Linked DNA regions of Homo sapiens: region 1 is linked to region 2. A link is an interaction called in ENCODE POLR2A ChIA-PET data of the cell type or tissue named here. Cell type or tissue: GM12878. All regions are shown on one strand. Each heading gives the region's core, and the rest is flanking DNA. Links, peaks and the distances in the headings are about the cores only. Region 1 overlaps COL4A5 (collagen type IV alpha 5 chain). Region 2 overlaps COL4A5 (collagen type IV alpha 5 chain).

What was found. ChIA-PET counts read pairs that join two places held together with the same protein. Peaks named below come from ENCODE experiments on the same cell type or tissue, not always from the same donor. Only the 100,000 strongest peaks of a DNase experiment are listed, where the experiment ranks them.
Region 1: POLR2A ChIA-PET joins it to region 2 with 7 read pairs; 2 of 35 experiments call an interaction of 5 or more read pairs at or near these places.

The regions. Positions count from the first base shown.
Region 1 is chrX:108,581,003-108,590,689 of GRCh38, forward strand. It overlaps COL4A5 (collagen type IV alpha 5 chain), which reads left to right. Exons shown (of 53, transcript NM_033380.3): 16 at 1-25; 17 at 1,882-1,935; 18 at 3,482-3,523; 19 at 5,613-5,745. Among named protein-coding and RNA genes, the nearest start is that of COL4A5, 150 kb to the left of the region's middle. In GM12878, for the core only: a CTCF peak has its summit at 3,802 (motif pointing right); a DNase peak (open chromatin) is centred at 3,813.
Region 2 is chrX:108,636,529-108,646,215 of GRCh38, forward strand. The region is part of intron 36 of COL4A5 (collagen type IV alpha 5 chain); the gene reads left to right. Among named protein-coding and RNA genes, the nearest start is that of IRS4-AS1, 95 kb to the right of the region's middle. RefSeq lists an enhancer at 4,962-6,161. In GM12878, for the core only: no CTCF peak of the experiment used is centred there; a DNase peak (open chromatin) is centred at 4,497.

The sequences.
Region 1 (9,687 bases), core at 636-8,635, 56 kb before region 2:
AGAAAATGGCCAACCAGGAATTCCTGTAAGTAGCTAAGGTTCTTTCCCCCTGCAAAACTGGAGACATTTATGTGTTGGTATAACATAAGGTGGCAGAGAAGCAGTATGACAAAAATTGTGGGGTCTGGAAATAGTTTAAATGAATTGAAATTATCCAGTCTTTGTCTTTTGAATATAATTTTCAATTTTTAAAAAATTTTGTGAGTACATAGTAGGTGTATATATTTATTTATGAGGTACATGAGATGTTTTGATACATGTATGTAATGTGAAATAAGGACATCACAGAGAATGGGGTATTCATCCCCTCAAGCATTTATCCTTTGCATTACAAACAATCCAGTTACACCAAATATAAATTTGAGGTTCCTCTATTTTTTAAAGTCAGATTTATTGAGATATAATTTACATAAAGTAAAAGGAACTATTTTTAGTTTACAGTTCTGTGTTTGACAAACACATACAGTTGTGTCACCACCACCATAATCAAGAACACTTCCATCACCTTCAAAAGTTCCCTCATGCTCTTTTTTAGTTATCCCCTCCCTATTCCCCTATCCCAACCCCCTTATAACGACTGATCTTTTGTCAATCTCTTTAATTTTGCCTATTCCCAAATGTCAGATACATTGGATCATATTGTATGTAGCCTTTCGAATCAGGATCCTTTCACATAACATAATACATTGAATTGTGTATCAGTTCATTTTTTTATTGCTGAGTAGTATTTGATAGTTTGAATATACCATGGTTTGTTTGTCCATTTACACATTGAAGGATATTTTGGTTATTTCTGTGTTTTGGCCATTATGAATAAAACTTTTATATTCATATAAAAATATTTATATGAATATAAATATTCCCATACAGTTTTTTTGTGTGTGTGTGAACATGTTTTTTCAGTAAAAGTTTTGACAGGTAATTCTTCTACTTACTACCAAAAAGGGGCATGGGAAATAAAATATGTAAGTCCAAGAACATTATTTCAAGCAGCTTCAGTATCAAGAGTATCCGCAGTAGGCAAGAGTTTTTCAAAGACAGAGAGAATATTTGATGAAATTTGTAAGTTATTCTAAGGGAAAAGGATAATTCTTAACAAGACAGGTTAGAATTACTAAATTCAGATAAATTGGTTTCAGGATATTTTACTAAACAGGCAATCCTCAACTTACAATCTCTAGTTCAAAAATATTTTATATTATAAAATATCAAGAGGTAAATTCAGGGCCTCAGTTCCTGGCTTCTTTTGGAACAATTGGTCTTTGTCTTGATTCAGGCAGCTGTGATATTCAACAATTGCCTCTTAGTGTTTTCAACAAATTGGGGTTGCGGGGTGGGGAGGCTGTTCTCTTGTTCTCTGTTTGCACTGGGAGAACCCAAGTTGGGTCAAATAAAGGCAGCCTTGCAAATAGCCTTCTTTTGAACCAGCAGACAGATCAAATAATGATAATTCTCTGGATATGGGGCTTTGAAGGAGCTCCAACCCTGTTCTTTCCTCTCCAATTGCTGCTAGGCTGCTGGTTTTCACCTTGATTGTGAGGAGAGGTGGTGTGAATAGAGCAAGTTAAAATGCCACAAAGCTCTGAGAGGTGGTGGGAATAGAGCAAGTTAAAATGCCATAAATCTCTGAGAGGTGGTAGGAATAGAGCAAGTTAAAATGCCACAAAGCTCTGAGTTCTCACCAAGATTCAGCTTTTTTTTTTTTTTTTTTTCTGAGAAAACACTCCTTGAATTGCTGCAAGCTTTGGTTAAGTTCTGAAAGTTAATTCTGACTGACCATTTTTGCCAGTATTCTCATTGCTTCTATGGAGAAGACAATCTTTGGAGATTTCCTAACACCATCATTTGTGCTGATGTCACCCTATCCTCTATGTTTTAAAGGGTTTGCCTGGTGATCCTGGTTACCCTGGTGAACCCGGAAGGGATGGTGAAAAGGTAAGAATTTTAATACTTTGAAGTGACTGGTTTAGTCTAGCTAAAATAATCCTTTTCTTCTCCCAGGCTTGAGTTATAAATGGAAAAAGTCTACATAACTAGCTTTTATATTCAAAATATGCCTTCTTTATTCATCTTTTGCTCATTTTTCTTTTATACCACACTTGCTAAATTTTATTCCATTGCCATAAATCACAGTCCATGTTGCAGAAATACATTAAGCATTGTTTAACTTTAGCATTTCCACTGTGAAAAGTCATTGCCTTTACTTTGAGCATGTATCGGCAAAACTTCTTTTTTTCCACAAAGAGAATTCAGCACTATTTTAGTGAGGTCCTCTTACTAAAAAGGCTTATAACTGTGAATGTAGAACGTCGCCACTAAACATTTCCATTCTGTATGCAATTATTGTCTGTAAGTCTGTGGCTAATTCTTTGTTGTTTTTTCCCCCCTACTGGGCCAATGCAGTCTGACTGAGGTCATTTATTTAGTTACCTATTTTTCAAGTGACTTTGAAAGATTGTATGAAGCATACAATTACCAGATTTTTAGCAGGGCACAAAATAACCAGTCCTCCAATCCCTCTTGTTTTTAATTGCTTCGTATCAAAAACTGAAAGCTTTTTGGTTTTTCAGGCAAGGAAGGAAAGGCGTTACAAACTTGAATGTACCCAGAAGGCACATATTTTAATGGTGGTTTATTTTTAAATTAGGTCCAAGTTCTAGCATGGCTTAAAAGGCACAATTAGAATAGATGGAGGTAGGAAATACTCCGATAAAATGATTTTTTGTCAAATAGTATTTGTATATAGATGGATGGCTTCTATGAACAAGTTTAGAGTCAGAATAGAAGTATGAAAAAGACCATCCTTGTGTCTTGGCCAGTAGTAGAGTAACACTTGAATATTGAATATTGTGGTTTTTTTCATGCTGTTGTAGCTACTAATCAAGGATAAAAGTTTTATCTGAACTTGTCTTTCATTAGCTTCTAAGAGCAAGCTCATGAAAGCAATTCAGATTTACTAGCTATTATTGATGATAGTTAAGTCCATCACATCTAAAATGTCTGTCACTAATAGAAATGGCACTACATTTATGTCCTTGACTAGTTTTATGAGAAGAAACATGGCTAAATGTAAAAAAAAAAAAAAAAAAAAAAGTAATTTTTTCACTGATTCTAGTGCTACCATTTTTTTTCTATTATCTTCTTTATAGAGTATTTGTAGTTGGCTAGAAATAGGAATCTTAAAAATCAAAGAATATTACAACTAGAAATACCTTAAAACTCTGGTCCAAAAATCTTTATTCTTTCTATATAAACCAGAGAAGTTAATTAACTTGGTGAAGATTACATAGCTAGTAAATCTGAGACACCATCACAGGTTAGGCTTAGCTCAGAATTGTTTCATTACTTCATGTTGCATTTCTCATTTGAGGTATTTTATGATTGATTTCTGGGTCTTTTTGGAAAGTTTCTCTTATATTCTTGAGGAAATTGATGTTTTCATGTGAATTTTACTAACCTATTTTACAATTGCATTGAACAGGGCCAAAAAGGTGACACTGGCCCACCTGGACCTCCTGGACTTGTAAGTTTTTTTTTTTTAGTCTTCGTTTATCAAATTTATTAATGCATTATCATTTTTGTGCCTTAATCGCATACTCCCTACTTTTTCTTGATAGAACACAAAATTTCAAGTCATTATCAATTTCTACTGGCTTAAAAGTCTTTACATCTAAAATCTTCAGTAATGTTGACCTCAAGGTCTTTGTATTGTTCTGCCTATGCATTACTTCTGCATGGTAAAGGTCTAAAATTATGGCATTGGGTTGTTTTGCCTCATGATTGCCAGATCATTTCTCAAGCAACCAGCAGGTGGTGCAAGTGTTGCTTACAAAGGTTCAATGAAAACAACAACAACAAAACAAAACTTGGGGAAGTTGGGGTGGGGGTGGGGGATTGGTCCTTTCCCCTGCAGAGCTCAGGAGAAAGATAGATTTGGTCTTAATAGGTTTTCTCAATTTGTAATTGTCTGATTCACACTTCTTTCTTTCCTGAGTGTGTGCTTTCTAGGGACTTTTAATAACGCATGTAGGAAGCTGCTTTATGAAAGAATAATTGAGGGTGGCGGAGCTACAGATTTTCTGTCATGTTTGTGTTCACTATGAAATTTAAGTCAAATATACTTCCAGTCTTATTAGGAATAAAATATCATTGCTGAGGTTTAACATATTGGTTTTTCTTTGGTTGAAATTTAGTAAGACTCTTGACTTCAAACTGCATTGAAGCCGCAACAGTGCGAATGTTGGAAAACTTATGTGTCCAGACATGTTAGTAACATTAACTTAATTCGTATTATCCATAATGAGTCTCAGTTATTAATACTTAGGACTGTACTAAATCTAATGAGGATATACTTAAAGAAGATCTTAGATATTTTTTATTCACTTTCATTTTAAAATCAGCTTCAGTCCTCTAGGAAATAATCTCTTTATAAAATGAGAAGATAAAATTTTAATAAGTATCAGAAGAAATGGAAATTTTGAGAGTACAGTCCTATTTAGCAGCCTAGTTTCCCTTTTGAATCACTATTCCAATCTTAGGTCCCACAACTTTTTGTCTTCTTTTGTGTGAATATTTCTTATATCCATCCAATAGAGACAGGATGAAATATCACACTGCTATTAGGTGTTGATTTGTACATCAGACTGGCAGTCTCTTAAATCTGAAGTTCATTTACCTTTATAGGTCTATAAGAAGAATTTGTTAATATTTAATTTATTTAATATTAAGTTTTTTAAGAAAATACTTAATGAGTTACAAGAATACAGAGTAAAAAGAAATGATTAGTTAGTTGGGTTTAATCAATAAAGAACATGGGTTTTATTTTTAAATTTTTTTGGTATATAGTAGGTATATATATTTATGGGGGAGTTTTCTTTTTTAAAGGAAGAAATAAATGTGGGTTAATAAAGAGAAAGATTGGGGAAAGGCATTACACATGTTTGGAATGAAATATGCAAAGACATAGACAAGAACGTGCAAGTTGAATGAAATGGTTAGAATCAGACAGACTTCACTATAATAAAAATTTATTGTAAGACGTAGTAGGAGATTAAATAGGTGAGAGAAGTATTGGAAGTGAGAGGTGACTTACAGTTCAGGATTAAAAGTAGCAGCACTTATAGTAAAAAGTAGTGAGCAATTTTGAGTCCTTAAGCAGAATAGTTAACACACACACACAAATGGTTTTTGAGGAAGCATATCCTAACAATAGATTGGAATTCAAGGGACAAGATCAGAGGTGCTTCTATTACTCTAAGTGTGAGTTGATAATATAGCTGTGGCAGCAGAAATCAAGGGAGCAAATTGGAGAGACGTTTTCTGTAAAGAATTGTCAGGCTTAGGAGATTGGAATGAATTGAATGTGAATTATAGGAGAAGAGACATCAAAAATACTTTTAGTTTTATATGCTTCGGGCTCAGGAACATGGTAATGTTGTTACTTGTATTGGACATTTTCTAATCAGTTGGAGGATGGGAGTGATACAAAATGTGACTCATAAACTATGTGAAAATGATGACATTGTAATCATATGTAGCTCCCATAATGTTTTCAGGAGAACAAGGCTTTTCTTCTTTGCATTTCTTTATTTTTTTTTTCTTTGGTAATAAAGGTAATTCCTAGACCTGGGACTGGTATAACTATAGGAGAAAAAGGAAACATTGGGTTGCCTGGGTTGCCTGGAGAAAAAGGAGAGCGAGGATTTCCTGGAATACAGGGTCCACCTGGCCTTCCTGGACCTCCAGGTAAATGAGATTGCATTTATGGCCTTGTTCTTATAGCATCCTTACTAATCCATGTATACTTTTTATCACATTAGTTCCATGGTCAGCATGGAAGTAGGAGACACAAGTCCTTTTTAATTGACAGATACTTCCCAACTCTTACTATACCTTCTCTCACCATATTACTCACTTGTACTTTAAAAAAGCCCAAGTGAATAGTGTCCTTTAATCCTAAGATTCCTATTTCTACATTTTATTTTTTATTGATACATAATTGTACATATTTATGGGATACATGTGATATTTTAATACATGAGTCCAATGTATAATGATTAAATCAAGGTAACTAGAATATCCATTACCTCAAGTATTTATCTTTTCTTTATGTTGGGAACATTCAAAATCTTCTCTTCTAGCTGTTTTGAAATATACAGTAAGTTGTTGTTAACTGCTGTGAATCTACTGTGCTACCAAACACTGAAACTTATTGCTTCTATCTAACTGTATGTTTGTACCCATTAACCAACCTTTCTTCATTTCCCCCGACCCTTCCCAGCCCCTGGTAACCATCATTCTACTCTCCACCTCCATGAGATCAACTTTTTTTTTTTAACCTCCTACGTAAGAATGAGAACATGCATTTGTATTTGCCTTTCTGTGCCTGGTTTATTTCACTTAACGTAATGTCCTTCAGGCTCATCCATGTTGCTGCAAATGATAGAACTCCGTTCTTTTATGGCCAAATAATATTCCATTGTGTATTTATACCACATTTCCTTTATCTGTTCATCCACTGATGAACATTCAGGTTGATTTCATATCTTGGCTATTGTGAATATTGCTACAATAAACATGGAAGTGCAGATATCTCTTTGAATTACTAATTTATTTTCTTTTGAATATATACCCAGACGTGAGATTGTTGGAACATATGGTAGTTCTATTTTTAGTTTTTTGAAGAACCTCCATACTTTTTTTCATAATGGTTGCATTAATTTACATTCCCACCAACAGTGTGTGAGAGTTCCCTCTTCTCTGCATCCTTGCAGCATCTGTTATTTTTTGTCTTTTTGATGATAGCCATATTAACTGGGGTATATTTTATTATTAATAAATTACACCAAACAATTCTTAATTTAGTAGGCAAATCATCACACTTTTCATGCTAATAGGGAAGGATATTCTCCCCAAGTAATGCCTAGTTTTGCAAGATTTCCTGTATAAAAATGGCAAGCAGCGTTATCCACCTAAAATTTCAGAAATACCTAACTAGAAATCCCCATGGTGATTTTGTTATACAATAAAATCTTAGAGCTCAATACTGAGTTTTATATTATTCCCTTTGAAAACACACAGTATAGTGGAACATTTCTAATTTGGCCACAAATTGAGTACTGCCCTTATCTAGAATGTTTATTTGAATGTTCTCTGAAATAGGGTAATAATAGTGATTTCCGTAAGATTTCTAGATGCATGTGGTACAGTGCCTGGCACACATACATATTCAATAAATTATTATTCCTTTTCCTTCAAAAATACGTGGCTAATGAAATACTAAAATGATGAGATGAGTGATATTCAGTGATCTTTCCCAAGAGAAAGAAAATAAATATAGGTTCCATTATGCTCTAAATGCAAACTTCAGATTCCTAAATGTGAACTTCAGATTCCTAACCTCAAGATAGTGAATTAAATACAGACTGTATCTGGAAAATTGAAATAAAGAATTATCTCAGGATGCAGTAAAAGAGATAAGGAGTTGGGAAGTATGAATGAAAAGTTAAGAGGTATGAAAGATAAACCTAGAAGCTCCAAAATTATCTCATGAGGGAGGTCAAGGAGGAGAGAATGGGACAAGAGGCAGCATTTGAAAAAAAATAATGGCTGAGAACTTCCATCTATTAAAAAACACATGCATCACTATGAAAAAGCTCATGAAGCACTAAGCAATAGTAAAATAATAGTAATGCAAAGGTCCATAACTAGACACATTGTAGGGACATTTCAGAATTCAGGGATAAAAAGAAGCTCTTAAAAACTATTTGAGAACAAAAGGCCAATCACCTACAAAGCAGTGAGTCAGAGGATGATAATGGAGCACATTTTCAAAGTGATAAGGACAAATTACTATGAATTAGGGATTCTGTATTACATTAAACTATCATCCTAATGTGAAGATGAGATACATAGGAAGTTTAACACCTTCAGACTGTCTCTGAAATAGTTACTGGAGGTTTTACTCCAAAAAGAAAAAAGGGAATTCTGGATAAAATGAGAATAGCGGTAGGATGCAAGAACCAAAGCTTAGAAAATATATTAGTAAAGCATATTAAGTCTAAATCAGTACTGGTTATTTTTTAAAAAGGTGTTTTAAGTAACAACTTGGAGCTATAATTGTAAACATTATTAACGTGATGTGTAGATGCAGAGAGAATAAGGATAAGAGTTTTTGTCTTGTTAGGGAAAGATAATATAAATCTTGTTAACTGTATAAATTTTTAGAAATGTATACATGTTTAAGTACATAGGTTAAAATGTTAATAGTAGCCACTAGAGAAGAATAGAAATAAAATGTATAACATACACACCAATTGAAGAAAGAAAATGACTAAAAGTCTCATATATAGTATAAGTTAAGATGGGGGCAAAATAAAGACAAATCTGGGTAAATAGAAAATAAAATATAAGGTGACAAGAAGAAATTAAAAATAAGTCAGTAACTCCAACAAATTTGAAAGGACTAAACACTGATTAAAAGACAGTGACTAAAATAAAATTGAAATTAAAAATACCTATATATAGTGCACAGTAGACATATCTAAAGCAAAGTGACAGATACAATCTGAAAATAATGCAGTATATATTGGGCAAATGCTATACATAAAAAAGCTGGTTTAGCAATTCTAATATAGTATGAAATATAATTAAATTCAAAACTTGAAACTATAAAAATTCTAGAAGAAAATGCAGGAAAAACTTTTCTGGACATTGACCTAGGTAAAGATTTATGACTAAGACTTCAAAAGTAAATGTAACCAAAACAACAATAGACAATTGGGACTTAATTAAACTAAAGAGCTTCTGCACAGCAAAAGAAACAATCAGTGGAGTAAATAGCCTACAGAATGGGTGAAAATAATTGTAAACTGTGCATCTGGCAAAGGACTAATATCCAGAATCTATTAATATAAGGAACTTAGACAAATCAATAAGAGAAAAAAATAACCCCATTAAAAACTGGGCAAAAGACATGAACAGAACACTTCTTAAAATAAGACATATATGTGGCCAACAAACATGAAAAAATGCTTAACATCACTAATCAGCAAATAAATGCAAAGTAAAACCACAATGAGATACTAACACATTAGAATGGCTATTATTAAAAAGTCATAAAATAACAGATTTGGGCAAGAAATAATTTCAGTTATTCAGAGACCATCTGATTATCTACCAGAAAGCTTTAAAAAATCCATTGACAAATTCCCAGAACTTAAAGAGAATATGTGTGCAAGATGGCCAGATCTGAGTAGCATACTTAATTTGCCTTCCTCTTCACCAGCAAACGTACAAGAGAAAAAAATACACTTCACAATAGTAATAGTATTAAAATTCACAGTAGAATAACCCCAACAATACATGTGTAAGACTTCTTTGCAGAATTTTGTAAATTATTATTAAATAATATAAAATTACTAAATAGAGAAATAAATTTAATTATTACTTGATGTGAAAAACCAATATAATAAACAGTTGATTCTACCAAAAAATAATCTTTAACTTCAAATTAATCCCATTCAGAATCCCAACCAGTTTTTGAAAATGAAACTGAAAAATTTATTTAGAAAAGTAAATTTGTAGATGGTTTTAAAAATGAACAAAGATGAGCGTATTTTCCTTAGCAGTTTTGAAAACATTATAAAGTCATAGTAACTAAAAAGTGTGTTAATGGTGCATGAATCA
Region 2 (9,687 bases), core at 1,074-9,073:
AATATTTGCAAATCATATATGAGATAAAGGATTTGTATACAGAATATATAAAGAATTCTTATAATTCAACGGAAAGCAAATAACTCAGTTTTTAAAAGTGCACAAAGTGAATTGGACCTAACAAACATATACAAAATATTCTATCCAAGAAAAATGCAGAATATACATTTTTGCAACTGCACATGGAACATTCTCCAGAATAGACAATATATTAGAGCACAAAGTAAGTCTTCATACACTTAAAAAGATTAAAACCACACAGCATATATTTTTTAATCATGATGGAGTGAAATTAGAAATCAATGGCAGAAAGTAAACTGGAAAATCTACTAATGCATGTAAATTAAACAAGACGCTCTTAACCAATGAGGCAAAGAAGAAATCACGAGGGTAGTTAGAAAATGTAATGTCTTTTTTTTTTTTTTTTTTTTTTTGACAGAGTCTTATTCTGTTACCCAGGTTGGAGTGCAGTGGCGTGATTGTGGCTCACTGCAACCTCTGCCTTCCAGGCTCAAGCAATTCTCATGCCTCAGCCTCCTGAGTAGCTGGGATTACAGATACGCACCACCATGCTTAGCTAATTTTTTGTAGAGATGGGGTTTTGCCATGTTGGACAGTTGGTCTTGAACTCCTGACCTCAAGCAATCCACCCTCCTTGGCCTCCCGAAGTGCTGGGATTACAGGCATGAGCCACCATGTCTGGCAGAAAATATAATGAGACAAATGAAAATGAAACCACAACATACCAAAACGTACAGGATGTAGTGAAAGCAATGCTAAATGGGAAATTAATAGCTGTAAATACTTACATTAGAGAAGAAACATCTCAAATCAAAAACCTAACTTTACATCTTAAAGAACTAGAAAAAGAAAAACTAAATCCAAAACTAGCAGAAAGAAAGAAATAATAAAGATTAGAGCAGAGATAAATAAAATACAGAACTAAAAAAATCATAGATGAAGTCAACAAAACTAAAAGTTGTTTCTTCAAAAAGATAACAAAATAGAAAAAGTTTTAGCTAGCTTGACTACAAGAAAAAGAGAGAAGACTCAACTAAAATCAGAAATAAAAGAGGAGACATTACTACCAATCTTACAGAACTAAAAATATATGAGACTGCTATGAACAGGTGTTTGCTAACAAATTAGATAACCTGGATGAAATGGGCAAATTCCTAGAAAGACACAATCTACCAAGACTGAATCATAGAAGTAGATTATATGAATAGACCTAAAGTGAGTAAGAAGATTGACTCAGTAATCAAAAACCTTCCAATAAAGAAAAGCTCAGGACCAGATGGCTACACTGGTGAATTCTACCAATCTTTTTTTTTTTTTTTGAGACAGGGTCTCGCTATGTTGCCCATGCTGGATGGAGTGCAGTGGTGCAGTTACGGCTCACTGCAGCCTTGTCCTTGTGGGCTCAAGTGATCTTCAGCCTCCCAAATATTTTCCAAACAATTAAAGAAGGATTAACAGCATTTGTTTTCAAGGTCTTCCAAAAAAATTGAAGAGGAGGGAACACTTCCAAACTCATTATATTATACCTGGATTACCCTGATACCAAATCCAGACAAAGACACTACAATAAAAGAAAGCTACAGACCAAAATCCCTTATGAATATTGATGCAAAAAATCCTTAACAAAATACTAGCATACTGAATTCAACAGCATATTAAAAGGATTATATGCCATGGTCAAGTGAGATTTTTTCCTGGGATGCAAGGATAGTTCAGCATACAAAAATCATTAGTGTAATACACCATCACACTAACAGAATGAAGGAGAAATCCCACATGATCACTTAATTAATGCAAAAAAAAGCATTTGACAAAATTCAACACTGTTTCATGATTAAAAAAACACACCACAAGCTAGGAATAGAAGCGAACTATCTACTTATTATAAAGGTCATATATGAAAAAACCCACAGCTAACAATGGTAAAAGTCTGAATGCTTTTCCTCTAAGACCAAGAAGAAGTTAAGGATTCTTAATTTTACTACTTCCTTTCAACATAGTACTGGAATTCCTAGCCAGACCAATTAGGCAAGAAAAAGAAATAAAAGTCATCTTAATTGGAATGGAAGAAGTAAAATTATCTTTGTTCAGAGATGATATAATGCTATGTAGAAAACTCTACAAAGATACCATATATGCGGAAAATAGGTAGAACTAATAAACAAATTCAGCAAAGATTCAGGATAAAAAATCAACACACAGCAGTCAGTTTTGAATGTTTTGATGCATCAACAATGAACATTCCAAAAAGGAAATTAAGAAAATTAAATTTACAGTTGCATCAAAAAGAATAAAATACTTAAGAATAAACCTAACCAAGAAGGTGGAAGACTTGTGCTCTGAAGACTACAAAATATTGCTAAAAGGAATTAAAGAAGACAGAAATAAATGGAAGATTTAATACTGTTAAAATGTCCATACTACCCAAAGCAATACACAGATTCAATGCAACGCCTATCAAAACTCCAATGGCATTTTTTTTTCCAGAAACGAAAAACTTAGTCTAATTCACAAGGAAATCTCAAGGGACCCCAACTAGCCAAAACAATTCTAAAAAAGAACCAGGTTGGAGGACTCATAATAATTTTTTATTAGAAAACATATTACAAAGTTATAGTAATCAAAGCGGTGTGGTGCTGACATAAAGACAGCAAATAGACCAATGTAATAGATAGACCAGAGATAAAATCTCTGGTCTGTAGTTGAATGATCTTTGACAAGGGTGCTCAATGGGGAAAGGCGTTCAACAAATGCATGCTGGGTAAAATGAATGTCCATATGCAGAAGAATGGAGTTGAACCATTTTCTTACATCATATATAAAATTAATTCAAAAAAGAATGAAGACCTAAATGTAAGACCTAAAACTATAAAACTCTTAGAAGAAAACATGGGACAACATGCCTCATGACATTAGATTTTTTTCAATGATTTCTTGGATATGACACCGAAATCACAGGCAACAAAAGAAAAAATAGATTAATTGGACAACATCAAAATGTTAAGCTTTTGTGCATCCAAGAACACTACTAATAGAGTGAAAAGGCAACTCATGGGATGGAAGAAAATATTTGTAAATTGTATATCTGGTAAAAGATTAATTTCCAGAATTTTAAAAAGAACTCCTACAAGTCAATAACAAAAGCCATCAAACAACCCAATTCAGAAATAAGCAAATGACTTGAATAGACCTTTCTTCAAAGATGATATACAAATGGCAAATTAGTACATGAAAAGATGGTCAACATCACTAATCATTAGGGAAATGCAGTCAATTCTACAGTGAGATAACACTTCATACCCATTAAGAAGGCTATTATATAAAAAACAGTAAATAACAAGTGTTGGTGAGGATGTGGAGAAGTTGGAACTCTCCTGTATTGCTAGTAGGAATGTAAAATTGTGCAGCCACTATGGAAAACATTATGGCAGTTCTTCAAAAGTAAACACAGAATTATCATATGATCTAGCAATTTCACTTCTGGAGACACATCTAACATAATTGAAAACAAAAATGGGACCTCAAAGAGATGTTTTTGTAGCCATGCTTCTAGCAACATTATTCACAAGTCACAAGGTGGAAGCATCCCAAATGTCCATTGATAGAGGAATGTGTAATAAAATGTGGTATGCACACACAATAGATATTTTTTGACCTTAAAATGGAATAATATTCTGATACATACTACAATATGGATTAACTTTGAAGCCGTTATGCTAAGTGAAATAAGCCAGTTATAAAAAGACAAATATTACATGACCCCAGTTACATAAGGTACCTAGAACAGTCAATTTCATAGAGACAGAAGGTAGAATGGTAATTGCTCAGGGTTGGGGGAGGGGAAAATAAGGAGATATTGGCCAAAGGGTACAAACATTTAGTTAGTTATAAGATGAATAAACTCTAGGGATCAAATGTACAGCATGGGCACTATAGTTTAAAATATTGTGTTGTATACTTGAAATTTGTTGAGAGTAGATCTTAATTGCTTTCACCACACACTGAAAAAAAAATTGTAACTCGGTGAAGTGCTAGATGTGTTAACTAATTTCATTGTGGATATGAGTATAAGGTTTCCGTTTGGGTTGATAAAAAAAATTCTGGAGATATATGGTGGTGATGGTTGCAAAAAGTGTGAATGTTGTTTATGCCACAGGACTATACCCTTAAAAATAATTAAAATGGTAAGATTTATGTTTTGTATATTTTGATACTCTAAAAAGCCACATAAAATGAAAATATTAATTAGCTTGATTTAATCATTTCACAATGTATACATGTATCATAACATCACATCATACTCTATAAATGTATATAGTTTTTATCAGTTAAAAATAAAATATTTTTAAGTGAAAAAATGAACAAAGGAATTGAATAGCTATTTCTCTAAGAAAGATGTACAAATGGCCAGTATGTACATGAAAAGGTGTTTAACCTCATTAGTCATTATGAAAATGCAAATCAAAACCACATTGAGATACCACTTCACACTTACTTGAGTAGGCATAATAAAGAGAGAAAATAACAAATGTTGGCAAGGATGTGAAGAAATTAGAACCCTTTTGCATTGCCAGTGGGAATGTAAAATGATGCAGCTGCTGTGAAAAAATATTTGACAGTGCCTCAAAAAGTTAAATAAAGAGTTATCATATGGCTCAGCAATTCCACTCCTAGGTATTTTCCCAAGAGAAATGAAGCTGTATTTCTGCACAGAAACTTGTACTTGAATACTCACAGCAGCCAAAAGTGAAGAAAACCCAAATCACAAGAATGGCTAAACAAAATGTGCTATCCCAGAGAAAATTGAGGAGAGTGAGGATCATCATGGTGGACGGGAGACAGGACTGGATTACAGCTCCAACTCGGACAGACAGAGCAGCATACAGAGGTACGCATTGTGAATTTAGTTCCAGATCAACTGCAACAACAAACCAGTAATCACAAGAGGATGCACAGACCCTCTGAAGGAAGTGGACTTCTCTTGCAGGACCCAGGAGACACCCCAAATACTGTGAGTGCCCCAAATATAGAAGTGGAAAGTGGAGATCCTTCTCTCCCAAATACACACCGCCACTGGAGAAACTGGAGGTCTGTTTGTGGGAGAAGTTTCTGACCTTACCTGGAGCTGAGTCCATTTAGAGAGCCAAGTGAAATACAGGGGTAGAGGAAGCAGCAGGAAAGGCCCTGGGGGCTTGCTGGGTCACCAAGCAGGCCATTCCTGCCTGGCACCACAGGGATCCATCGGGAGGGCAGCCAGAGGAGTGGAGGAAAGCACCACAGGGAGAAGGAAGCCTCCAGCTGAACTTTGTAACAATTTGAACCAGGCGAGAAGCCTCCTGGCCAGAACTCGGGGGAGGGCATGAATCCAGTGTGCAGACTCCACAGATGGGGGAAGAACCAAGCCCTTTTCTTTTGCAGCTTGGTGGCAGGTAGCCTGCGGCAAGTTCTCAAGCCCTGCTCACCCACCACCTGGAAACAGACTTGGGGCTGTTAATAGGGGCACAGTGGGAGTAAGATCGGCCCTTTGATTTGTGTGGGAGTTGGGTGAGGCCTGTGACTGCTGGTTTTCCCCCACTTCTCTGACAATCTGCATGACTCAGCAGAGGCACCCATAATCCTCCTAGGTACACAACCCCATTGATCTGGGAACCTCACCTCCATCCCCCACAGCAGCCACAATAAGACCTGCCCAAGGAGGGTCTGAGCTCAGAGGTCCCTAGCCCTGCCCCCACCTGATGAGCCTTTCCTATCCACCCTAGTAGCTGAAAACAAAGGGCATATAATCTTGAGATTTCTAGGGCCCCACCTACCACTGGTTCCTCTCCATACTACCACAGCTGATGCTTTCTGGAAAGTGCCACCTCCTGGCAGGAAGCCAACCAGCCCCAAAATAGAGCATTAAACCACCAAAGATAAGAACCCTCACAGAGTACATTTCACCCCCTGCCACCTCCACTGGAAGAGGTGCTCGTACCCATGGCTGAGAGACCATAGACAGTTCACATCACAGGACTTTGTGCAGACAATTCTCAGTAGCAGCTGAGAGCTGGGTAGACTTTCTGGGTGGCTAAACCAAGAAGAGAGACAATAATCACTGCAGTGCCCCTCACAGGAAGCCACATCCATAGGAAAAGGGGGAGAGTACTACATCAAGGGAACATCCCATGGGACAAAGGGATCAGAAAAACAGACTTCAGCCCTAGACCTACCCTGTGACAAAGCCTACCCAAATGAGAAGGAACCAGAAAACCAACTCTGGTAATATGAAAAAACAAGGCTCTTTAACACTCCCCCTCTCCAAAAAAAAAAAAAAAAAAAAAGTCACACTAGTTCACCAGCAATGGATCCAAACCAAGAAGAAATCCCTGATTTACCTGAAAAAGAATTCAGGAGGTTACTTATTAAGCTAATCAAGGAGGCACCAGAGAAAGGTGAAGCCCAATGTAAGGAAATCCAAAATATGATACAACAATTGGATGGAGAAATATTAAAGGAAATAGATAGCATAAATAAAAACAATCAAAACTTCAGGAAACAATGAACACACTTATAGAAATGCAAAATGCTCTGGAAAGTCTCAGCAATAGAATTGAACAAGTAGAAGAAAGAAATTCAGAGCTCAAAGAATAAGAAAATATAAACAAAGCCTCCAAGAAGTCTAAGATTATGTTAAACAACCAAACCTAAGAATAATCGGTGTTTCTGAGGAAGAAGAGAAATCTAAAAGTTTGGAAAACATATTTGGGGAATAATTAAGGAAAACTTCCCCAGCCTTGCTAGAGACCTAGACATCCAAATACAAGAAGCACAAAGAACACCTGGGAAATTCATCACAAATCGATCATTGCCTAGGGACATCGTCATCAGGTTATCTAAAGATAAGATGAAGGAAAGAATCTTAAGAGCTGTGAGGCAAAAGCACCAGGTAACCTATAAAGGAAAACCTGTCAGATCAACAGCAGAATTCTCAGCAGAAACCCTACAAGCTTGAAGGGATTGGGGCCCTATCTTCAGCCTCCTCAAACAAAACAATTATCAGCCAAGAATTTTGTATCCAGTGAAACTAAGCATCATATATTAAGGAAAGATACAGTTGTTTTCGCACAAACAAATGCTGAGAGAATTCGCCACTACCAAGCCACCACAACAAGAACTGAGGAAAGGAGCTCTAAAACTTGAAACAAATCCTGGAAACACATAAAAACAGAACCTCTTTAAAGCATAAATCACATAGGACCTACAAAACAAAACTACAAGTTAAAAGGCAAAAATAAAAACCCCAAAATACCAAGGTACGCAGGCAACAAATAGCATGATGAATGCAATGGTACCTCACATCTGAATGCTAACATTGAGTGTAAATGGCCTAAATGCTCCACTTAAAAGATATAGAACTACAGAATGGATAAGAACTCACCAACCAATGATCTGCTGCCTTCAGGAGACTCACCTAACACATAAGGACTCACATAAACTTAAAGGAGTGGAAAAAAGCCTTTCATGCAAATAGACACCAAAAGCGAGCAAGAGTAGCTATTGTTCTATCAGACAAAATAAACTTTAAAGCAACAACAGTTAAAAGAGACAAAGAGGGACATTCTATAATGCTAAAGGGCCTTGTCCAACAGGAAAATATCACAATCCTAAATATATATGCACCTAACACTGGAGTTCCCAAATTTATAAAACAATTACTAATAGACCTAAGAAATGAGATAGACAGCAACACAATAATACTGAGGAACTTCAATCCTCTACTGACAGCACTAGACAGGTCATCAAAACAGAAAGTCAACAAAGAAACAATAGATTTAAACTATACCTTGGAACAAATGGACTTAACAGATATATACAGAACATTCCATCCAACAACCACAGAATACACATTCTATTCAAAAGCCCACGAACTTTCTCCAAGATAGACCATATGATAGGCCATAAAAGAAGCCTCAATAAATTTAAGAACATTGAAATCATGTCAAGCACTCTCAGACCACAGTGGAATAAAACTGGAAATCAAATCCAAAAGGAATCTGCAAATACATGGAATTTAAACAACTTCCTCTCGGGCCGGGCATGGTGGCTCACGCCTGTAATCCCAGCACTTTGAGAGGCCAGTTTGGGCAGATCACCTGAGGTCAGGAGTTTGAGACTAGCCTGGCCAACATGGTGAAACCTTATGTCTACTAAAATTACAAAAAATAGCTGGGGATGGTGGCAGGCACCTGTAATCCCAGCTACTCAGGAGGCCAAGGCAGGAGAATCACTTGAACCCGGGAGGCGGAGGTTGCAGTGAGCCGAGATTATGCCACTGCACTCCAGCCTGGGTGACAGAACAAGACTCCGTCTCCAAACAACAACAACAACAACAAAAAAAAAAAAAAAAAAGAAAGCAAAGAAAAGAAACATGCTCCTAAATGAGCATTGGGTCAAAAATGAAATCAAGATGAAAATTAAAAAATTGTTTGAACTGAACGATAATAATGATATAACCTATCAAAGCCTTTGGGATACAGCAAAGGTGGTGCAAAGAGGAAAGTTCTTAGCCCTAAATGCCTACATCAAAAAGACGAAAAGAGCACAAACTGACATTCCAAGGTCACACCTCAAGGAACTAGAGAATCAAGAACAAATCAAACCCAAACCCAGCAGAAGAAAGGAAGTCACCAAGATCAGGGCAGAACTAAATGAAATTGAAACAAAAAAGAATTGCAAAAGATAAATGAAACAAATAGCTGCTTCTTCAAAAACATAAATAAAATTGGTAGACCATTACCAAGATTAAGAAAAGAAGAGAGAAAATCCAAAGAACATCATTAAGAAATGACACAGGAGATATTACAACTGACACCACTGAAATAAAAAAGATTATTCAAGGCTACTATGAACACCTTTATGTACATAAACTAGAAAACCTAGAAGAGATGGCTAAATTCCTGGAAAAATAAAACCCTCCCATCTTTTTTTTTTTTTACAATTAGTATTAAAATGGGAAGCATATCTAGCTCCCAGATCTTGGTTACTTTTTTTTAAAATTATTATTATTATACTTTAAGCTTTAGGGTACATGTGCACAATGTGCAGGTTTGTTACATATGTATACATGTGCCATGTTGGTGTGCTGCACCCATTAACTCGTCATTTAGCATTAGGTATATCTCCTAATGCTCTCCTTCCCCCCTCCCCCGACCCCACAACAGTCCCTGATGTGTGATGTTCCCCTTCCTGTGTCCATGTGTTCTCACTGTTCAACTCCCACCCATGAATGAGAACATGCGGTGTTTGGTTTTTTGTCCTTGCGATAGTTTGCTGAGAATGGTAGTCTCCAGCTTCATCCATGTCCCTACAAAGGACATGAACTCATCATTTTTAATGGCTGCATAGTATTCCATGGTGTATATGTGCCACATTTTCTTAATCCAGTCTATCATTGTTGGACATTTGAGTTGGTTCCAAGTCTTTGCTATTGTGAATAGTGCCACAATAAATATACATGTGCATGTGTCTTTATAGCAGCATGATTTATAATCCTTTGGTATATACCCAGTAATGGGATGGCTGGGTCTAATGGTATTTCTAGTTCTAGAACCCTGAGGAATTGCCACACTGACTTCCACAATGGTTGAACTAGTTTACAGTCCCACCTACAGTGTAAAAGTGTTCGTA